Linked DNA regions of Homo sapiens: regions 1, 2 and 3 are each linked to region 4. The links are chromatin contacts, found by Hi-C or POLR2A ChIA-PET in ENCODE. All regions are on one chromosome and are shown on one strand. Each heading gives the region's core, a stretch centred on a gene start or an enhancer-like site at or near the end of the contact. The rest is flanking DNA. Distances are from core to core; before and after follow the strand shown. Region 1 overlaps SHROOM3 (shroom family member 3). Region 2 overlaps SHROOM3 (shroom family member 3). Region 3 overlaps SHROOM3 (shroom family member 3). Region 4 overlaps SHROOM3 (shroom family member 3).

Region 1 (3,238 bases), core at 504-3,003, 64 kb before region 4:
CTATACACCGGGGTTTCCTGACTCGGTGGAGGAGGTGGGGGTGGGGGAAGAGGTTCAAATGTGGGGCTGGACGTGGCCTTGGGGTGCGGATCCCTCACAAACACTTCGTCTTCATAATCCTCATGAGGTGGCGGGGAGTCCCGCAGGACAGACTCAGATATTCGGAGGGAGATCCTCCCTGGAGTGCTCGGGGCCCCAAGAGGTGTGTCTGGGTCAGAAGTGCTGCATAAACTTGGAAGACTCTGCTGTTTTTGATAGTGCTTCAGGTTTGCAAAATCAGGGGCTGAGGATTCCTCAGGAAGGCTGTCCTCTCTGGCTGCGTGGGCCCACTTTGCTCGAGAAGGAGGTGGCCACTGAGGCAGCGAGACCCTCTTCCTCGTTCCCTCTTCTACCCCATGCTCTGGGCCATCGCCCTCACAGCCTCTTGGACCGGGAGGCTGGGTCAGGGTGTGACCATTGCTTCTGTGCATCATGGCAGGGGTGTAGGGCGGGAGAGGCTGTCGCCCTGTCTGACCGTCCTGTGAGCAGTAGCCAGAGGGAATGGCTGAAGGCAGAGGGGTGCCAATTGGGGTCAGGGGTGCAGCCCTGGTGTCTGTGACCAGCCCTTGCGTTCCTGCCAGTGGTGGCCTGGGGCAGGGTGTCCTACTGGCTTGCCTCTGATGGTCCAGGGTTCCAGGACATTCACTAGGAACGGAGGAATCACCAATGGCTTTGCAGCCTGAACCACCCCAACGAGGGGTGAGATGGTGGAAGAGCGGCAGCATCTCTTCTTGGCCTCTTTCTGAACAACTGAGTGACCTGGAACGGCACACAGACAGGAGGGTTACAGCTCTGAAGAAAGGGGCAAACATGCAGCCCAATGCTCCTTACATAGATGAGAAAAGCATTTAAGAGGAAGGAGGACCTCTTTTCCTTCCCCCAGAAACTGCACACTGTCTTCCCTGGCTGCTCACAGGAAGACCCAAGTTAAACCAGTACTAGGCAGGCATAAATTCCTACAGGAAAATGTCACATGGAATGACTGGGTTCACAAGGCATTTTCTTTTATTAACCCTCTCACCGCCCCCACATCCTGTACACACCATGCAACATAAGGCAGCTTTTGAGGACAGGCTTCAGGCTATAAAAACAAACAGTACATTTCTTCAGCCCCTTTTAGGACTACTTCAGGAAATAGCTCCCAGCTCTGGGGAAAAATAATGCTGCCTTCTTCTCTCCCAGTGCGATCCCCACGGGGGAGGTCTGTTTTGAAAGCATTTGCATGGGCTGCTGAATTTGAAGGTTTTATTTACAACTTTTGCTTACTCTCCTAGTGTTTTCATTTCATCTGATGAAAAATAAAAAGGAGGGGGAGAGTCTCACCTAAGGAGCTAATAAGCAGTTACCTCTGGAGAAAGAGGCTGGCAATAATAAGCAAATATAGTACATGGTGATTTAAACAACTGTACGCTAGACTCCGAGGAAAAACCCAACAATTCGCAAAACTTTTGTTATTGTGTTCTAAAGGAGAAAAATCCACAAAACAAAACAGAAAAAAGAGTCTGTGGCACTACCTGCTATGCAAGAGTTAATGTGAGGATAAAAAGCTCTCCAGCAAACCCACCGTGATTTGTACATTCCCTGTCTGCAGTTCCCTGACTGGCTATGTGAGTGGATCTGGAGTGCAGATGGCACATTTCATCTCACAGATCTGACTCCTCTGAGGGAGTGGTGACTCAGTCCCACATCAGAGCAATAACACAGGGCTTGCCACAAGATCATCCAAGTGCCAGGCAAACAGAATGCAGCATGTGGTGGAAGAAGATGGCAAAGAACCAAATTAGCTCTTCTCATGCCTTTATTTTTCCTTTATTATACATAGATGCAGATGATGGAATAAAGGGCCCACCTCTCTCTCTGATGCAACCCCTCCCTTCCCATGACCAGTCCCTTTCATTCAGACATGGTTTCTTTACCAGGAACCTCTCCATAGAGAAGTGTAGCCACTCTGCACTTCCTGGTGGCTTCCCGCTGGGGATGCTCTTCACTTCTGTCTCATCCATCCTGGCATCCCCAGTACCTGCCACCAAGTACCCCCTCAGCAAATGTCTGTTGAACAGTGACGTCTCCTTTGCCCAGCTGCTCTCCAGACTGTAGCATACAAACTGTTTTTAAACCCAGCATCCTTTAACAGGATGTGGAGTCAGTTGAAATCTGATGTTTTAACGACTAATTCAGATGCCTTTATTTTATTTATTATATCTTGAGGCTTTTCTAAAGGGGAAGACATCACTAAAACATACAATAATATAGCACTTATCCTTTAAAGATCCAGCCCAATAGACTTTTATATGATGTTTTTAGTTTGTGTGACCTTAGTTTACACAAACTATACTAAAGTGGCATTTTCTTTTTGAAGATAATATCAGTGGTAAATGCTTAGCTTGGTTGAGAATGCTTCTCCGTGGTGATTATTTTGTGTTTTTAGGAATGAAGTTTGGGATAAAAAAAGACTTTGTTCAAGTCCCTTTTATAATAGAGTGTGAGAGGGTCACCCAGAGTCTGCTGATATGTATCCAGGAATCCTACTATTCAAGAATGGATTTTGAGAGCAATTAGTCTCACCTTTGTTTTGTTTTGCTTTAAAAAAAAAAAGAAAAAGCATTTTTAAAAAATTGTGGTTAGAAAAAACAACATAAAATTTCATCTTAACCATTTTTAAGTTCAGTAGTGTTAATATGTTCACACTGTTGTGAAACAGATCTCCAGAACTTTCACAACTTGCAAACCTAAAACTATGTACCCACTAAATAATAACTCCCCATTTCCCCCTCCTACTAACCCCTGGAAATCACTATTTTGTGTTTTGTGTGAATTTGACTACTTTAAGTACTTCATACAAGTGAAATTATACAGTATGTCTTTTTGTGACTGGCTTATATTTCACTTCACGTAATGTCATGTTGAAGCATGTGGCAGAATTTCCTTTTTAAGGCTGAGTAATATTCCATTGTATGGCTATACCACATTTTGTTTATCCAATCATCTGTCATGAGTAGACATTTGGGTTGTTTCCACCTCTTGGCTATTGTGAATAGTAAATACAGCTGCTATGAACATGGGTGTGAACATGGGTCTTGGAGACCCTGCTTTCAATTTTTTTGGACACATACTCTGAAGTGGCATTGCCAGATCATATGGTAGTTCTATTTTTAATGTTCTGAGATCTCCATGCTGTTTTTCATACGGCTGCACCATT
Region 2 (3,474 bases), core at 75-2,574, 77 kb after region 4:
GGAGTTAGGGATATTTGAGGAGGAACGCTGAACCACCTGCCTATCCTACAATGCCCCCACCAACTCGTTATGCTGGGAATTCTCCCTTCTGCCTCTGTTTTGTTTTGTTTTTATAACATAGAAGTTGACTGACTTGGTGTTTACCCACCTCATAAGATGCTGGGATAGACTGATATTACATGGATTCAACTCTAACTTAGTTGGCTATTCAATAGTGTCTACTTTTATTTTTTCTTTAGAGACAGGGTCTTGTTCTGTCCCCCAGGTTAGAGTGCAGTGGTGCAATCATATAGCTCACTGCAAACTCAAACTCCTGGCTTCAAGTGATCCTTCTGCCTCTGCCTCCCAAGTAGCTGGGACTACAGGAGCATGCCACCACATCCGGCTTCTTGATTGATTGATTGATTGAGATGGAGTCTTGCTATGTTGCCCAAGCTGTTCTCAAACTACCGGGCTGAATGGATCCTCCTACTTCAGTGTTCCAAAGTGCTGGGATTACAGGTATGAGCCACCATGCCCAGCCTACTTTTTAAAGTATTTGTAACATGTAACTAAATCTTGCCTGAAATAATATCATTATTATACTACATTATTTTTCAGTATAGAAAGTTTAATAATAATAGCAGCTGATATTTTATATGAAGACCACTAAAGCTCTGGCCAAAAGAAAACACTTTTAAGTCTGACAGTAATCCCTTTAGAAGCTACTTAGCATCTCATAATGTTGGGCCCTGGGATTCATTCTCAATTTAAAGGGAGTTAAAACTTACTGACTAACACACCAGTTAGGTCTTCAGATTGTCTCTCCAAAGTTTTAAGTATTTCTATATCATGAGTACTGCTTCCACTTATATCTTTTTTGGCTAAACAAACTAGTTCTATAACTAATATCATCTTCCAACTAGCCAGAGGTTTAACTAGAAAATCCTGCCATAGGAGAGAAGCAGGATACATGCAGCTGCACACAGATTAAAATTTTGCTCCTTCCTTTAGATGTATAATATTATTACTGGATACTGCCATATGTGGATGGAAAAATATACCTCCAAATCAAAAGGCAGAATTCCCTCTGAGCGGGTTTAGAGTAGAGGAATAGAAACACTTGGGTTTTACAACAATGAGAGGAGGCAGAGGCAAGCAGGGGGTTTGGATCAGAAAGAACTGTGTCTGAGCAAGTTTTTCCTTGGAGAAAATGAAAACATTGTTCTAAGAATATTTCAAGAAGGAAAATGTGTGTTATTCAACATGGAACTGATTCAGCCTGTGTTGAACAAACAAACTTCCATGGCTGATGATCCGGACACTGGGTGAAGATGATAATCCTTTCAGGTATGATTCGCCAGAAACTCCAGAAGCTGGAGCCAGCACAGGGTGTGCCTGACGGGCAGTCTCCCCAAGTCAGGCTGATCCAGAGGCTGGGCATGTTCCGTGTGTTTCCTTGTAGAGTTCCTGGTATGGCGTGCACACTAGGTAAATATTAAAGAACTTTCCTCTGCCTAGCTTCATTACCCAAGGACACTGTGACCTTAAGAAGTTCTTATCAATGGAGGGCAAATATAAAAACAGTAAGGAGTTTGCCCTAAATTACAGCCAGAAAGTTCACTACGTAAAAACTGGGAGTCTCAGTTTCTTCAGGGAGCCAGGATGCCCCTTTAGCATCCAGGAATGACTTCCTATCACCCCACCGTTTTCTCACTTTTGCTAAATTGACTCAAAAGGAGGTGGCTCCCTTGTGCCCCTTCACCCCTGCCATGGCTCTTAGAAAAAAATCCAGCATTCCCGATAAGAAATAACCAAAACAACGAGATCGTTTGAATTCCACTGAGACCAATTCATCATGCAGTGTTAAAAAAAAAAAATCCTTCACACTCTCCAAGTTAAATAATCAGAATGAGAACGCAGACTTTAAGAGAGAGAGAGAGAGAGACACAGAGAGAGGGCGCACAAAGTCAACTGGAATTTGGGAGCTGAGGCAAGAAGTAACTTTAAAAAAATCATCTTCAACTCACTTAAAGATTGGTAGTGGTGATGGTTGCACAACAATGTGAAGGTGCTTAATGCCACCAAATTATACACTTAAAATGGTTAAAATGGTCAATTTAATGTTATGTATACTTTACTGCAATTTTTTTAATGGGAAAAAAATCACCTTAGAACTCTTCAAGCAAGCCCCTCCCCCATCCCTATCCACAGTGGAGGACAAATGGGTTGAGATTGTTGTGAAATAGTTTCTCATTTGAGGGAGGGCTACTGAACTTGGAGGAAAGCAGCCCCTCTCGTCACCAATTGCCTGAATCTTAACCCCCCAGCTGGGTCTGGAGAAAACATGTTCATCAGTGAGAACCTGCACACGAAATCCCTGACTCACCTTTGACTTTGGATCTCTCAATCAACAGAATAGGGAGATAACCTTAAGATCTGGAGAGGGGTAACGGCAGGATCCCTCTACACGGATGCCAACAGCTTTAAAAATAAAACCCAAATTACAGAAGAAATCATGGAAAGGCTGGGAGTGGATTCCCAAAGGTGTACATTAGTGGAAAAAACACACATATGAACAAAACAAGAATCAAATCACTACAAGAGTGTATCAAGATTTGTGGATATTTAGGAAATATATAAAAGTGGACAGCGGAAGACGAGGGGATGCAGTTATTTCAGCAACAAGAGGCTTCATCTCCAAATTTCACATTAATACATAAAGTAAAACACAAACCACTCTACTTTTTTTTGGTGTTTCAATATAATCTTCAAACCAGAAAAACTCTCAGTCTGCTAAAGGTTACTAAAAATCAAATTCTGAAGCTATGGCCACTTTTTAGGAAATTCAAAATTACCAGAAATGAACAGCTGTGATTTTGCTAAACAAAGAAAACCTTTCCACAAAATGCCAACATCTAACTCATACCTCGATGGCATATCACTCAATGAGAGTGAAAAAGTAAACATTTTCTGAAATGAGGGTGATTTTTTTTGGCTAGACAACTGCCACATGGTGGTTATCTTCTCTTTTAGTTTTACAATAAGGAAAGACAGGCACTGGCTTATTTGCTTTGGTTTGACAGATGATGGTCAAGCGTAGCTTTGAGATTATATCCTCATTACCCTTTATGAAGGAAAACAAAGTACAATCCATTTTCCTTGCAGAAAAGTCTTCCCCTTTCTTGCCCAGGAGATTTTTCAAAGTCATTCTCTCCTTGTCCTCCAAAAGATAAATAAAAATAAAACAAAATGGGTACCAGGTAGCAACAGCTTCCTGAGACAAGTTTGAAAATCTAAACTCGAGCCTAATAAGATGTTCACAGTTCAGTAGCATCTACTGAAAAAAAGTAAATTAATGTTATCTTTTATATTGTTACTTCCAGACAGAATACATAATGGTGTAAACATGATATTCTAGACTCTCTATTTAGGTAAATGTTAGGAAGTGGTGGATGGGCACAAAAGACTTAATTGCCTGCTAACACTGCTCTT
Region 3 (3,533 bases), core at 330-2,829, 100 kb after region 4:
TTTTATTATAGGAAAATGTTTTTATAAAGACACTTTAGCTAACTGCTGAAAAAAATGGAAAACTCCAACTGGCTGTAATCATTGGAAGAAAAAACACACTTGAGGATGATTAGCACAGATTTTGAATGACCTGTTTGCCCTATTGCTGTTTATCACTTGAACAGAATCATTGAGAATGGGTAAACACCTTCCTTTCATGAAGGTGTTTACATCCTTGAAATTAATGAGGTGGGAAAAGTAGTCTCAGAACCTCTTTAGATTTATAAAGAGAACTTTACCCATTTTCAGAATGTTTTCAATGAAAAAAATTTAAATCCAAGGGAAAATTACCTTCCTTCCTATCACAACAAAACAGACAGGGTGAAAACACTAGTCCCAAACCACCAGTCTTTTTTATCAATCTTCAATTATTAAATCCTCAAGTTACAAATACGGTGACAGCAACCCCAGAGAAAAGACAGGATGGTCCCTGAAGTATGTGTCAATTGATTTACAAGTAAAATGAAATCAGAGCATAGTTAAGGATTAATCAGAATCACACAGAAGCACGTTCTTAAGCATCTCAACTGTTGCTTAAATGTAGGTGCTTGCATTTATAATCCGACCTTCTCTGAAACATAAAGGATGAGAAGAGTGAGCCAACCAATCAATACAATCCAATTTTGCTGTTGAAGTGCAATTCATTGATTCACCCATGTCGAACAAACCTAAAAAAGAAAAGCTGCCTTCATATCCCAAATAAGAAAGTTAAAGATAGCTTTAAAAATAAGTTATAATTAAAATTAGGCTGTAAATCCTGAGGTTGCATGATTGGAGGGAGCCAAGATGTTCAGGCTGACTTGGTCTTATTATACAAGTTAGCATATATATTTGTTGGCCTTAACTAAAAGTTACTTTACTCTGTTATCATTTGAGCTTCTCATCAAATAGGAAAAAGTGCCCGTTGCCTGAGAGGACTAGAGTCATTTGTCAAGCTCTCTCCTCCCCATGTACATGTTTCTTTATTCTTTTATATTATTTTGTCAGCATATCTGACAGCCCAAAACCTTGGTGATTTCATCACAAAGGCCTAACTTGAACAACTTCCCTACCTCTCTTTAGTTTACCTTCCCAATGCTGGCATTTCTGCCAACATCGACGGAGAAATAATGTCATCGAGAAATCGTTGGTTTAAAATGGACTTACCTTAAGGAAGTCTATGCCCAGGCAGGTCCATTGTCCTCAGTTATCTGTTGGTCATTTCTGTCCTGCGTGACACTGGGCCAAGGCTGGCCCACCGCGGGGGCTTGGTGGCTTGGGGGAGGTGGCCTAGAGGCACGGTTCTGGCCCAGGAAGGATCCGCAGGAGCCAGCCCGAGGAAGACAGAGCTGAGACACAGGTGTCTGACACCACAGACGCACCTCCGCTGGGAACCTGGGCTGCCCTGATTAGCCAAACACAAAAGGCAGTTTGAATGACTGCCTCCTCCCGGCCAATCGCCGGCCGCCTGCCTGACAGGAGCTGGCCCGCTGATGTAAGGGGAAGTCCACTCGGCCAGAACCTGAGAACCGGTTTCCACCGCGCTGGCACGCCGACTCCGGCGTGCATTCCCGCCGCCACTTGCAGGAGCTGCCTGTCGTGCTGTGGTGTCCTGCCCGTCCCCAACAAGTGTCGCTCTAGGGTCCTCTGACTCATAAACACGACGTGCTGTGAAGACCATTAAAGCGAAGGTAAAGAAGAACACAGCGTCGGCAGCTTTATCTGCCCTTCCTCCCAGCCCTGGCGAGTCGGGCTTCTTTGTAGCTAATTAAGTTCAATTTTTAATTAGCTATGTTTTTTGCAAGCAACAGTTTCTTCCAGACACTGGGAGAAGAGACAGGAACAATAAAGAAAGATCTTTCTACAGTCATTGTTCTCAACAATGAAATTCAGTATTATAAAAATCACCACAGACATAAAAATAGATCATTTATAATAAAGATGCTGCTCATAAAAAAAGACAAAACAACAACACCACATCGCATCTTAAAATTCAGCACAGTGGGGTGCGATGCAGCCCGCCTTTGTAGATGAAATCATAACAGGTTTCCTAAACTCCATCCAGTTACAGACTTTACTTAAATCTATCATCTGAGGCCCTGAAACCGCAATCCTTCGCAGCTGTATGGATAAGTAGTGCTTGATTCAAGTTTGGTATTTGCCCCAGACTGTAGGGGTCAGCTTAACAGTAACCATAGACACAAAGAGAGAGAGAAAGAGAAAAGGAACAGCACACACAGAAAGAAAATGGGACTCCAAGAGTGTCTGAGTTTATGGGTATGTAAATGTATTTTCCTTAGAGCCATCATGATGGGAAAATAATTATAGAATACACAGACAATTTATAAATTTCCTTGCAAAAGAATTTGAACAAGATTTGCAGGTTATTTTTAGGCACAGAAAGAAGAGAGAAAGGGAGCATGCCCCCCTCCCCACACACACAGAATTCTGAATTCACAGTGGCATTATTTTCTACCAGCAGTAGTAATCATTCCAAACACCAACAAAGTCTGAAGCATCCTCAAAGTATCATTGCATTTCAAAGGTGATACTAATTTTATTGAAAGATTGTTCCTGTTTTAACTAGAATGTCTGTCTCTCTAGAATGTTCCACTTGAATTCCAGAGTTATTTATATCTCTATAATGTGAAATCTAAGGAAATGAAATTGAGGCAAATGTGGGATAGGAATGGGGTGGGGCACAGAATCATCTTTCAAAAGAAGAGAAGCCTCCCACTAGATCTGGCATCATAGATGCATTCGTTCAAAAGTAGCCTCCTTTTTTCTTAGGAAAGCACTGTTCTTATCCCAGCTTTATGTTTTCCTCTCCCCACCATGCAACCTCCCCAAAACACCACCACAGAGTGGAATTTCCTTCCATCATAGGCTACTCCCAGCAAGCCAGAGTTCAAGAGCAGCCAGGCCGTGCAATTCATTTTGAATATGTCAAATTTAACAACCTCCTGCTGCAGACCAGAGCTCATCTCCACTATGCGGAATGACGAATGGTCATGTTTGACGTTTGTTTATCACAATCAGCCGGCTAGTATGGGAACGCCATTCCTGAAAAGACCAGAACATTCACAGTAGTTTAAAGGAGCCAGGAGTGGACTCATTTGTGTCACCAGTCACTTCCTCATAGTCCAGCTCTGTCCAATTTAAGCTCACTTCAGATCCACTCTGCTCCAGATTCTCTGTGACAACATCCTCAACAGGTTGTGTTGGCTCAGGGAACTGTGTATATTGCATACACAGTCCTCATGGATGTTATGTTGTTACAGTAAAAGAAATCTATGTGACTCTTTTTTTTTTTTTTCTTTGAGATGCAGTCTTGCTCTGTCGCCAGGCTGGAGTGCAGTGGTGCAATCTCAGCTCACTGCAACCTCTGCCTCCCGGATACAAGAGATTCTCCTGCCTCAGCCTCCCAAGTAGCTGGGATTACAGGCATGTGCCACCACGCCTGGCTAATTTTTTATTTTTTTTTAGTAGAGATGGGGTTTCACCGTGTTGGCCAG
Region 4 (3,607 bases), core at 485-2,984:
TGATTCAAGAGAAATTGCCACAATAAATTCTGTTCCAACTCATGGGCAATGTGAATAAGTTATTGTTGGTTATAACATTTTTTTAAGTAAGTTTATTTCCTTGTCAATTCCTAGCTTTAGTTCCTAAACCAGGATTGTTAGCAATGGAGAAAAAAAAAAGTCCATAGCTGAAAAGTTTTCAAATGACTAGGATTCTGTGAAAAACTAGGTCTTAGCAAACAAAACATAGATGTTGTTATAAGAGTTTATTTCTTTCTCTGTATATTACACCTTTTCTGCAACGATTGTGTAATATTTTTATAATCAGAAAAAAAAAGGTAACCATCAAAATAAATTTAAAATGTAAACCAACTTCTGGTGAAATTTTTTGGGGGAAAGATCTAGCCATATATCCGACCAGGGTGCTTTTAACTGGAAACGGACATTTAACTAGGCTTTAAAACAACTAATTAAAAACAGAAAATGCACAGAACTCTCTCTGGCAGCCTCTGTGCTAGGACTTCCTGTTGCACCCCCCGATATCACAGCAATCTCTCCATGGAGATGACCCGCATGCAGGGCACCCATTTGCTCCCAGTGCAGAAGCTCCCGTGCACACAGTGCGCCACAACAACACTACTATTTAAAGGGAGAGGGGAAAAAGGTAATGCCAAAATACATCCTAGAGGAAGAGAAATACATCCCACCCCCAGAGAGTGCTCCAGGTGTTGAAATTTTGTAACCACTCCCCTCCCCCACCAGCAAAAGTTTTATTCCTCTGGCAATTCGGAGTAAAGCGAGCGTCAGGTAGAATTTCATTTTCATGATTTAAGTGTTGCTGCAGCACAAGGAACACACTATTTAAGTAACTGTCTTAAGATCTGGAGCAAGTGGGGGTTGGGGGTAGGCGTGCCCCTCAACGCACTTCAGGAGCCTTTCCTACAGAAACAAATCCAGTAAAATTAAGAAAGGCAAGGAGTTCTCAACTCAGCAGGGGCCCTGGTGGGAAGCAATTTATCAAAATTAAAATATTTCACAGATCATTTCTTCCGAAAAGTTTTCATGCTGTCAATAATCAACAATTATTTTCCTCTTGGAGTGGCAGCTACTGCCTCTCTGATAAAAAGCCAAGGCCTAGGAGTGTCAGGAGACCCTCGGAGCACGCCACCTGCCCCCATCAGCCGGGGTGCTGGCCGTGAAAGCCCCTGGGAGCCATCCTCCAGACAGGGCTTTCCAGAGTCGCCGCAGAGCCCGAAATAGACGCGCTCCAGAAAGCAGCCGGCCGGCCCCCGCCTCCCTCTCCGTGCCCAGCCGCCCTCCTCACTCACCATCGCCGCTCGCCTCGCGGCCGCCGCCCCCGGGCTGCTCGGGGCTCCAGGCCGACGCCAAGTTCAAACTTCGCCGCCGCTCCGAGGAGGCGGCGCGCGGCATCGCCGGCGGGGCCCAACGCGCTCAACAATGGGCGGCCCAGCAGCGCCCTGCGCCACCGCGCCACCGCGCCGCGGCTACAGCTGCACGGTGGGCCGGGGCAGCGCGGCTGGAGGACGCTGATCCCGCGCGGCGCGCCGAGGGTGCGGGGCGCTCGCCCACCTCTCGTCCCGCCCGGGCCCGCTCAGTCCACCCCGCGCCCGCCGCACCCGAGGGGCCGCGCTGGCTCGGCGCTGGCTCGGCGCTCGCTCGCCACCAGGTAATCCCACAGGAAGCCTCCCGGATTGGCCCGGGAGCTCAGGACCGGATTTGCATTTCAATGGCAAAGAAGGCTCCCTAAGGTTTGAAAACGGATTCTGGGGTGGAAGCGTCGCGCTCCACTCGCCCCTCCGCGGTCCTTGGGTCCTTACGGTATTAAGGGGACCGGACCGAAGCACACACCCTCAGTCCCTCTGCCCATTCAATCAGAAAGGTGCCTTAATTAACCTCCCCCCGTTGTAAAATGCAGAGGAATCCAAAAGCAAAATATCAACTTTAAGAAGCCCGCGCTCGCTTTTCAGAGGCTATACAGTTAGTAATTGATCAAATGAAGCATGAATGAAGCAAGGTAAAAAGTTCACAGCTAAAAAAAAAAAAAAAAAGCTCGCATTACAAGGAAAATAACCATCCTTTTTCTCAGCATGCCCTCTTCTCAGTGTAAGTCACAGCAGAGATGCAGGTGGTGGTGAATGCCGCTGAAGCCTTCCTTCCGGGCCTGTTTTTGTTTCCATAAGCATCGTCTCTGATTAGACAAGAGACGTGATTCTTTCGGTCGTCATGACTGTAATTTCGAGAGATTTTGGATTCAGCTTTGCAAACTTTGGAATTTTAGAAAATATATCCATTTGCATTTGTTTTGCATTTATGATATAGGCGTCCAGTTAATATTCTAAAGGAAGGGATGGTGCTAGTTTAAGTTTCATCTTTCTTCAAAGGTTCTTCCAGCCTCTTTCAACGGAGGTAGGAATTTTTTCCCCTCAGAGTCCTCTCTTAATTGCTCTCACGTGTCACCTCCAGAGATGAAAGTAACAGTAAGGTTTGAAATTGGCTTTATTCTCATTCAAGCAGAATCCCTGTTGTTAAATGTCCAGGTTCTATATTTAAGGTAATAAATATGCATATAGACACAGAGAAGACCTCACTAGGTAGGAAATAGAAACCTCCCTTACCAAACAGCTGATACCACATTTACCTTTACTTGTCTGTGCTCTTATATCCTGACAGAATGCAGGAGCATTAGCAGCCATGGCAACCACTGAATAAACCTCTTTACTGAAACCTTCATGGACAGGCTCCTCCCTGCCATAAAGTATTATCCTCCTTAAAATTGTATTTTGTTTTACCTATGGTATCACAAGCAGGTATCAACACATACACAGCTGTCACACAGTCATGGGGTAACCACAAACATTGTTGCTAGGCATTGGAAGCAGAGAGGTTAATATGGTTTGTTCTGTGTCCTCGTGTCCTGTGGCAATCTTGTTTGGGGGAGAGGGAGGTGATGTCCAGAACTTAAGCTTTGAAGAAGTGGTCAGCCCTTGCAGTTTATAACGCACATTGCCGCTGCCATTGCGCGTGGGGGGGAGTAAGAAGTATTAGCTGGAGAACACAGCCAGGAGCTCTGTGGGCAGAACAGATAAGGCCTCCTCTCCTGCTGCTGCTTTATCTTGTTTTCTAAGTGCTCTGGGTCAGGTGAAATCTCATAAGGGTGGAACAGATCCCTCTACTTCTGTGTGAAACATCACTGTAAATTGGTGATTAAAAACACAGTTTGGGTCCAAATCTCACCTCCCACACAGCATGGATGTTACACCAGTGAAATTCATCACTATGACCAGAGGTCCCTGGGCTTCCTTTGTAACATAGATTCTGGAAAAACACTTTTAACTTGTATCTGCAATGTAGAGGCATCATCCGATATTTTTAGATGGAAGCAAACAACTTGTCTCATGGGATCAAAAGTAAGACATGAAGAAATTTCAGCAACAATACAAAATTATGCTAATGTCTCTCTGCATGAGCTGGGGGTTAGTTTGCTCAACTGGTACCTCCGTTCTCCTTGTCTGTCCCTTCCTCCACAAGACGAAAGAATGACCTGAAATAGTTACACATATCAAGTGTGTGTATGTGTAAACTCCCAGCCACTATTAAAGATGTTCTC

Evidence for each region. A loop is a pair of places that touch in the nucleus more often than their neighbours do. ChIA-PET counts read pairs that join two places held with the same protein, here RNA polymerase II (POLR2A). Pooled maps may share reads with other maps.
Region 1: a loop to region 4 is called in a map of ascending aorta, with 2.2 times the contacts of the local background. The contact joins two enhancer-like sites. A Hi-C loop is called at or near these places in 11 of 168 maps with a recorded cell type or tissue (MCF 10A, Right ventricle myocardium inferior, aorta and 7 more), 1 of 37 single-sample maps with no recorded cell type and 16 of 50 pooled maps. POLR2A ChIA-PET finds 5 or more read pairs at or near these places in 4 of 52 experiments (BJ, CD4-positive, alpha-beta T cell, H1 and 1 more).
Region 2: a map of ascending aorta shows a loop between it and region 4 (1.9-fold over the local background). The contact joins two enhancer-like sites. A Hi-C loop is called at or near these places in 7 of 168 maps with a recorded cell type or tissue (Calu3, PC-3, aorta and 4 more), 9 of 37 single-sample maps with no recorded cell type and 10 of 50 pooled maps. POLR2A ChIA-PET finds 5 or more read pairs at or near these places in 5 of 52 experiments (BJ, MCF 10A, Panc1 and 1 more).
Region 3: a map of mammary epithelial cell shows a loop between it and region 4 (6-fold over the local background). The contact joins two enhancer-like sites. A Hi-C loop is called at or near these places in 6 of 168 maps with a recorded cell type or tissue (Calu3, PC-3, ascending aorta and 3 more) and 11 of 50 pooled maps. POLR2A ChIA-PET finds 5 or more read pairs at or near these places in 11 of 52 experiments (BJ, Caco-2, H1 and 6 more).

The regions. Positions count from the first base shown.
Region 1 is chr4:76,751,871-76,755,108 of GRCh38, reverse strand. SHROOM3 (shroom family member 3) reads right to left here. Exons shown (of 11, transcript NM_020859.4): 7 at 1-798. All of the region lies in intron 1 of SHROOM3-AS1 (SHROOM3 antisense RNA 1), which reads left to right. Among named protein-coding and RNA genes, the nearest start is that of SHROOM3-AS1, 49 kb to the left of the region's middle. RefSeq lists a silencer at 899-1,193. Within about 2 kb of position 1,753, at least 10 of the 41 ENCODE cell types and tissues checked have a DNase peak (open chromatin) inside an H3K27ac peak, as active enhancers do; they include ascending aorta, where a contact is called at or near this core.
Region 2 is chr4:76,609,706-76,613,179 of GRCh38, reverse strand. All of the region lies in intron 2 of SHROOM3 (shroom family member 3), which reads right to left. Among named protein-coding and RNA genes, the nearest start is that of MIR548AH, 36 kb to the right of the region's middle. Within about 2 kb of position 1,324, at least 11 of the 41 ENCODE cell types and tissues checked have a DNase peak (open chromatin) inside an H3K27ac peak, as active enhancers do; they include ascending aorta and prostate gland, where a contact is called at or near this core.
Region 3 is chr4:76,584,122-76,587,654 of GRCh38, reverse strand. All of the region lies in intron 2 of SHROOM3 (shroom family member 3), which reads right to left. Among named protein-coding and RNA genes, the nearest start is that of MIR548AH, 10 kb to the right of the region's middle. RefSeq lists an enhancer at 1,279-1,348. Within about 2 kb of position 1,579, at least 22 of the 41 ENCODE cell types and tissues checked have a DNase peak (open chromatin) inside an H3K27ac peak, as active enhancers do; they include PC-9, ascending aorta and mammary epithelial cell, where a contact is called at or near this core.
Region 4 is chr4:76,687,403-76,691,009 of GRCh38, reverse strand. The region is part of intron 2 of SHROOM3 (shroom family member 3); the gene reads right to left. Among named protein-coding and RNA genes, the nearest start is that of SHROOM3-AS1, 110 kb to the left of the region's middle. RefSeq lists a silencer at 1,334-1,513 and an enhancer at 1,427-1,949. Within about 2 kb of position 1,734, at least 21 of the 41 ENCODE cell types and tissues checked have a DNase peak (open chromatin) inside an H3K27ac peak, as active enhancers do; they include PC-9, ascending aorta, mammary epithelial cell and 1 more, where a contact is called at or near this core.